3 separate regions of the Homo sapiens genome follow, and all the other regions are linked to region 1. The links are chromatin loops, found by intact Hi-C in ENCODE. Cell type or tissue: prostate gland. All regions are shown on one strand.

What was found. Peaks named below come from ENCODE experiments on the same cell type or tissue, not always from the same donor. Only the 100,000 strongest peaks of a DNase experiment are listed, where the experiment ranks them.
Region 2: it touches region 1 in a loop (2.2-fold over the local background); 2 of 110 quality-filtered maps call a loop at or near these places.
Region 3: a loop joins it to region 1, with 2.6 times the contacts of the local background. A loop is called at or near these places in 3 of 110 quality-filtered maps.

The regions. Positions count from the first base shown.
Region 1 is chr15:25,673,932-25,676,431 of GRCh38, forward strand. It overlaps a transcript of ATP10A not described here. Among named protein-coding and RNA genes, the nearest start is that of LINC02250, 96 kb to the left of the region's middle. RefSeq lists an enhancer at 1-192. In prostate gland, no CTCF peak of the experiment used is centred here; a DNase peak (open chromatin) is centred at 1,220; H3K27ac peaks cover 1,707 bases.
Region 2 is chr15:25,837,703-25,840,202 of GRCh38, forward strand. The region is part of intron 1 of ATP10A (ATPase phospholipid transporting 10A (putative)); the gene reads right to left. Among named protein-coding and RNA genes, the nearest start is that of MIR4715, 9.9 kb to the right of the region's middle. RefSeq lists enhancers at 1-119, 120-619. In prostate gland, no CTCF peak of the experiment used is centred here; a DNase peak (open chromatin) is centred at 1,348.
Region 3 is chr15:25,738,468-25,740,967 of GRCh38, forward strand. All of the region lies in intron 2 of ATP10A (ATPase phospholipid transporting 10A (putative)), which reads right to left. It also overlaps the pseudogene RNA5SP390. Among named protein-coding and RNA genes, the nearest start is that of MIR4715, 110 kb to the right of the region's middle. In prostate gland, a CTCF peak has its summit at 1,564 (motif pointing right); no DNase peak of the experiment used is centred here.

The sequences.
Region 1 (2,500 bases):
GCAGTGATGGGCATTCACCTAGTGGATATTTCCCGGCTCCAGCTGTGCTGTGTTTGGGCCACGGAGTGTGATGGGAGACAAGGAGGTTGCGTGTCCCTGGACAGTTACCGCTGTTACACTGATGAAAAGAACGTGATGGCAAGCCTTGGTGTGTGTCCCCAGCCTGGGACGCTCTCCATCAAAGTGCATGTGGGCATGAGTTGCATGGTGCCCTGACGCCCCTGCAGGGTTGGAGGGCAAAGAAGAAGCTCACCCAGGTCCCCTCAGGCTTGCTGGGTGATGAGGCAGAGCCACCCATGCACCGTGGGGTCAGGGCTCTGGAAGTGTTTTCCAAACAGAATAACCATGGCAGCCTCTTGTACCCCAAAGGCCTGAGAGTGAGTCTTCATCACAGGCCTTGAGCTTGGACAAAGGAGATTCAGGATGAGAAAGACGCTTGGCACTACCTGTCTACACACCTCTGCTGTCTTCCCAGCGTAGGGACTGCTGTTGATAATAAATGACGTCTGGTTAACTCAGACGGCCCAGCTAGTCAGGATCCCCTTCTTTGTTTTATTTAGTGATTGTGTCCCTGGCCAGGCCTCTTTAAAATTCACGGCTTCGGGAATAATAAATAAATAAAAAGAAACTTCACAGCTTCATTCTGAAGGCATAGATGGGTCAGCCCTGGCTGTCCAGAACATTTTTGCATTTCTCTCTGGATTATTTGCTGGACAGCTGGTCTGTCTTACATTATTTATTATTTTTTTGTCATTTAACTTTGAGATGCAAAGTTAACATCTGTAAAACTAAAAAGATAGCCTTTTCTAAAATAATTAAATTATGAGCTAGGAAATACCACTTTCTGCAGTAAAGCACGAATCTGCCTGTGGCATTAGAGAAGGCAGCTGTGCTGAAAGCTGGAAGGGAAATGGGAGGACAGCCCGGGGCCTGGGGCCTCCCCAGTCTCACCTGGGTTGCTGTCGCCCTCCAGCCAGAGAGGCTGGGAAAAGGTGAAAAGCAGACAGGTTTGCAGTTCAGGGAACAACCTGGGCTTTGTGTGCCATTTTAAACAAGAACTGAGGATGCTGAAAATTCCTCATTAGGAAGAAAACCTTAAGAGCCGGCCGAAGTCTGCCCTGGCTGGATGGCTGTGGGTGTGCGCACGCTGCTCGGGGAATTTTGGAAGCCGCGGATGGTCTCCCGGCAAAGTTGGAGGCACATCGTGTACTGGTTGGGCCTGAGCCTGGGCCTGGCTCAGAAGGTGTTGGTTTGTGCCATCCCAAGTCTGAGCCATGTCGTACACTTTCCAGCGAAGGCCTCCAGCTGTGGTTTGATTAATGAGGACCAGAGAACAGCAGTACCATTCTAAGCGTCCTGTAAGCACTCTTGTCACTTCTGTTGTTCCAAAACACTTGCCCCAGGTTAGGTATAAACTAAGGTCAAGTAGTTCGAAAGTATTTTAGTGCTTTTAAATACAAACATGAGAAGGGATTCATTCAGTAAGACACCAGGTTGACGTTGTGTGAGAACAGGCTAGGTTGAGATAAAAAAGGAGTTGCAACAGGAAGATCCTCTGGGTGGGGATCTCAGGGCCCGTGTAACAGCAGCCACACCACTGAGAGGCCCTGGAGATGGCTTCCCTTCTGAGTGAGATGAACCCCAGGGGCTGGGAGGGAGGGAGCAACCAGGCTGTCTTCCCCAGAGCTTGCTCAGACCACCAAAGGCCATCATTTCATTAAAGAAAAACAAGGTCAGGCGGCGCTGGCTTACACCTGTAACCCCAGCACTTTGGGACGCTAAGGCAGGCAGATTGCTTGAGCCTCGGAGTTTGAGACCAGCCTGGCCAACACGGCGAAAGCCCATCTATACAAAAAATACAAAAATTAGCCGGGCATGGTGGCAGGTGCCTATAGTCCCAGCTACTTGGGAGGCTAAGGCAGGAGGACCCTGTGGGCCCGGGAGGTAGAGGCTGCAGTGAGCTGTGATCACACCCCTGCACTCCAGCCTGGGCAACAGAATGAGACCCCGTTGGAAAGGAAAGGGGAAGGGGAGGGGAAAGGGGAGGGAGAGGAGGAGGGGAAAGGAAGGGACCAAAAAGCTGGTGGTGACAAAGTTGATTTTGTGATCCACAAATGTGCCCTCACCCTGAGTGTGGGAAGCTCCCCTGGACATGGGCTCTGCAGCAGTGGCAGGGTGAACACTTATGAAAGTCTTCATGCCTTCGAGGTAACAGGTCCAAACAGGTGCATTTTCAGTAGAGATGCGAGGAAAGCAGGAGGAGGGCAAAGCTGAGTCCCGGCCCCTTACCGAAGGCACAGATACGATGAGGGCAGGTGCCTCCTGGCCAATGAGTCAGGGAGCCGGGACCCTCTCTGTGCTCACTCCTCTCCCAGGTCTCTCTCCCTGCTCCTCTCTGCACTTTGCACCTCTCCCCGCGCCTCCCTGGCCTTGCTTGGCTTGGGCCACTTCCATGTGCAGGGGAGAAGCTCTGCTTGTAGTTACATCCAAGCACTTGCAG
Region 2 (2,500 bases), 160 kb after region 1:
TCCACAAACAGCAAACTGCCCGAAAGGCACCTTCCTGCTTTGCGCTGGCTGGCAGGGTCCTGGGAAACAGCTCGAGGGCATGGGGAAGGCTCTGGGCTAACGGAAGGGGAAACTGCTCAGGAGCACGTGGCAGGCTCAGGTGGAAGGGGAGCCAGGCAGTGGGGAAGACGGGTGGGGAGGGGGAACTGGTGACAGTGCTCTTGGAAGGAAGGTATGCTGGAGCCTCTCACTGCCCCTTGGCAGTGTGGAGGATGGAAGAGGGACAGCTGAGCTGCCAGGGCTCCGGGCCATGGAGCTAGTTTGCACAGATTAATGTACAAGATTCACTGTTTTAGTAAAACTAGGGCATCCTGGGATTTCAACTTTAATACATTTCATTAAACATGAACCAGCATCCAACGTGTAGAGCAATGATGATGAAAGGTATGAAAGTCCATACCCTGTCTGGATGGCACTTGTTTGACCCAATTTGAACATAACAGAAACTGTGATGCTTTGATGTTTCAATCAAATGTGAAGCCAACACACTCAAAAAAGTGCTTATTACTCAGAAATAAGAGCCTAAGAGGCCTAACACTTTGGAATATACTGCCCATCTCACCCAGGTGACTTGCCTGCACCTGGCACGCTAGGTGTCTGCCCAACCCTTAGATTCCTTTAGGGAGATAGGAGTGAAAGCCCTGGAGCTGTCCATTCCAAGTGCCTTGTCTATGCCCAGCAAGGTGACAGTGACACCTTCACATCCCCAGCAAAGCCACCCTTGGCAACCTCCCTAACCACACTGTTAATATGAAAGCCTAAGGGGCCTCTCCCACCATAGAATTACAACCTCAGGGCTTGGCTGGGAGCTGAGGTGTCGCCCTTTAATCTCCATCCTAGAATCATATTTTAGTAATCCAGCAACGGAGTGTTATTACTCAAGTGCAGATGAAGTTTTGATTTTCTGCATCTTTAAACTCACTATGCAACAGAGTCCCTCGGGGCTTTTTAAGAGAAGCAGCCCTTTGAGAGTTGTGGCGCTTGATGATAATATCGCATGTGGCACTTCCTTAGTACTTATTTCCCCTGAGAAAATGGGGAAAGGACGGGCTTTACTCCAGGGTACTACTGCAATGTTAGAAGCAGCCTTTCTTTATGGTGAGCGAGCAGTGTGTTTGCAGAAGCATTTCCTATTGAGAGCTTCCTTGTCTTCCCATATAACTGCAAGACACCTGCCCCGAGTTCACTGTAAACTTGTCTGGTGGAGCAATGCGTCTAACCACAAGCTGGGTCATTCAGGAATATCCCATAGCAGTATAGTATTTATTTCTCTTTGGTGTCCATTTCTCATAACTGTGTTACAAAGGCGTGTTTACCTAGGTGACAGCAATGACTTAACAGCGGGCTTGTATCCAATACCCATTCTGTTTAGAAGACACTGGCTACACCTTAGCTCCAGTTTAAACTCCAGTGTCACAGGTGAAGGGCTGTGATATTCCCAGGATCAAGGCTGGGATAATATGTAACTCCAGCGTATGTGCGTCGGCGCATCCCTGCCAACTGTAATTATCCAAATTGCTCATAACTACAAGAACAAGTACATTAAAATAAAGTACTTTTGGTATTTCCAGGAGTTAATGTAATCTCATCTTCCAGAGCATTTTATGTACCCTTTATAACTAGACAGCCAAGTCTCCTTAGAGGCCAGGTCTGGGGGAAAAAAAGCAACATTCTCCCACTCTCCCTCAAGTTACTCATAAATCTTAATGCTTATCTCCGTACCCGTGAGAGATGCCGTTGACCAAGATCTTCATCTCTGCTGGAAAGAGGGTAAATCTACACTAGCCCTCCTTAGCAAGGCGGCAGGCTCGTCCTCTCTCCCGCTCTGCAGAGCATGCTGGGTCCTGAAAACCTCACATTCCCACCACTGGGCACTCCGTTGGCAGGAGCCCCACCTGGGCAACATGTGTACTGGGCACACCAAATTTCCATGTCTTCTTCTTATGCTGACTCCTTACCATTAATAACTCAATGGTCATATTTTAAGCTTTTTATTTCGGAATAATTACAGATTCATAGGAAGTTGCAAAGAAATGTACAGGGAGGTCCCATGCACCCTTCACCCAGCCTCCCCTAAGGCCACCATGCCCCAAAACCAGAGGACAAAATCAAAACCGGGAAATTGGCATTGGTACAGCCGACAAAGCTTATTCAGATTTCTCTAGCTTTAAGTGCATTCGTGTGCGTGTGTGTGCGCATGTGCATCTGTGCAGTTTCTCAACCACAACCGAAATAGTACCCACACACAATCAAGATGGCGCCAATGGGACAAGACCCCTCATGCTACCTCTCTGGGGCCACGTTCACCCCCTCCTGCATCCCTAACCCCTGGCAAACACTAACTTGTCCCTCATCCCCCTAAGAATGTTATTTCACAAATGTTCTATAAATGGGATCACGCAGCATATATCCTTTTGAAATTAGGTTTTCCTAACTTTTATTTTAGGTTTGGGGGTTTGTT
Region 3 (2,500 bases), 65 kb after region 1:
AACTCTGTGTTATGCATATTTTGCCATGATAAAAAATTTCATTTACTGCCATGCCACCCTGAATGCATCCAATCTTGACTGATCTTGGAAGCTAAGCAGGGTCAGTACTTGGATGGGAGACACAATTTAAACATTTTTAAGTGGATATAAACCAACTCTGAGAATTGACTGAGAAGAAATGAAATAATCATCAAGTTGAACATAGACCAGAAATCTGGCACCTTTCAGTACAAGTACATAAAGTCTCCCTCGCCAGTAATTCGTGAGGGCACTGCCATTCTGATCGTCATCACCATCAACATAATTACAAGTTTGGGGAGGCTTGCCAAATGCCAGGCATTGTGCTAAGTGCCCTACAATTATCAGGCAACCCTGCTAGAAAGTCAGTTTTTGCACCACCTTCAACTTAGGATCTTTAAGTATCGTGCCCAAGGTCACAGTGGTCTTGGAGTGACAGACTGGAGCTTTCTTGGCCTCTGAGCTATCAGCTCAACCATCAATACCTGCAGAGACAATCTGGCATTAACAGAAAAAGATTGTACAAGTAAGCCAGAAAATGTGTAACAGATTCTATAGAAACGTCCCCCAAAATTTAAATTGCTTTTTATTTTTTATTTTTGAGACAGAGTTCTGCTCCTGTCATCCAGGCTGGAGTGCAGTGGCGGGATTTTGGCTCACTGCAACCTCCACCTTCTGGGTTCAAGCGATTCTCCTGCCTCAACCTCCCAAGTAGCTGGGATTACAGGCGTGAGCCACTGCACTCGGCCTTAATTGCTTTTTAAAGTTCTAAGTTTCCAAAATTTAAGTTTTAGTATTTTGAAAACATGCTTCAGCTCAACATACCTTAATCTGATCATAGATACCCTCTTTCCATCTTCAGCAATGCCTGTGGATGTGGGCTTACCAGAGCCCACTCAAAAACAGAGTAAAAAATCAGGAGCGAGCCCGGGGACTTAGTGCTAGTTCTTCTGATTAATAAATATGAGACTTTTGGCAAGTGAAGAGAGGGCATTTGGACTCGGATCTCCGGGGTCTCTGTTGCCCTATAAGTCCACAATCCTGTAGGATGCAGAGATGGTTCCAATGAATCCCTGTGCTTGGGATGACAGACTCACTATTGCAGAAACAGCATCACCTGCAAAAGTGCTGCCCACACATGCCAGCCTCAAGCTGAAGCACTGCCCTCTGCATCTCTGCTGCAGCACCCCAGCATCTCAGACAAAAGGAAGCAGACACCGTGAAGGGTTCGCCCACTGCAGAGCAACATGTTCAAATAAATATCTCACCGGCAAGAAAGAAAGTGCTCACAGTTTCTGTTGTTGTCTTACAGATATTTCTGAAACTTCTTTGGGCAAAGTGATTTGACCTGACTAGGTGGAAAGAAAGAGGCAGGACAGTGGTGCAACAGAGAGCCCTCCAGCCCTGCCCCTGAACTTGCGTTTCTGCTAGAGACCGCAGCAGCAGGTGCTCCAGGGATGCCCAGAGCCCTGCGGCATGCTTCTGTTTCCTCCTGATGCCTGGGACCTCCTCCTGGTAGAACAGCTGTGTCCCCTCTTCAACCACATGGGGGAGGCGTGTGTCTAATTCAGCAGTGCCCAGATTGCTACTTGAATGAATGGTTTGATTCACAGGGGAGATTCTGTTACCAACCTTGTATTTCACATTTGTATTAAGTGAATTGCTACTAAGTACTCAACAAAAGCAAATACAGATGTCCTCCATCTTGAAACAGCAGTGATGTTGGAAAGGGCATTTACAGTCCATTAAAGAGGATACTGTTATTTTTTTTCTATCATAAAAAAACTAAAGTAAAGAGGTTCATATTGCTTCAGCCATTGGGTGAGCACACAGCACAGGTGCACACTTGGGTCATCTGCAGGTCTGCTGCCAGCAGGGACCCTGCCTAACGCTCCAGGTGGAAATCTGTGAGTGAGGCCACCTGTCTGGGTCTCTGGATGATGTGGGCAGAGAGAACCCTGGTGAGAGAATGCACAGAGAGCAGGGGCCAGCACCTGCCAGCCAGGCAGGGCCACCGCCTGCACCAGCAAGAAGACGTGGAAAACACACACACTCCCGTCTTCTGCATCTGGATCCCGTTCTGAAAACGCCCTTTGCATTTCCCTTCATGATACTCCCAGGTCACAAGGAGGGTGAGGTCCCCCTGGTTCACTTCCAGCCTTGACATCACGCCTGGACATGGTCCTCGAAGGCTCTCAGTGACAAACACAACACCTCTGTCTACCTGGCTTTGGTCTCGCCACCTGCTATGGGCCTGTTTGTCCCTGGACTGAATGATCCCCGTCTGATCACAGAAGTTTTCCACCTTAACAAAGCCTTGGAGACAGCTGCTGCCCTACAGAATGCAATCCTCATCCCGTGCAACAGCAAAGCTCTGCTCAGGGTCACTGCGCTGACCTCCTCGGCTACCATCCCTCCCAGCACCCATTCCTGCCACGCAGGGAACCCTGAGGAAGCCCAAACCTTTCTGCATGGCTTCCTC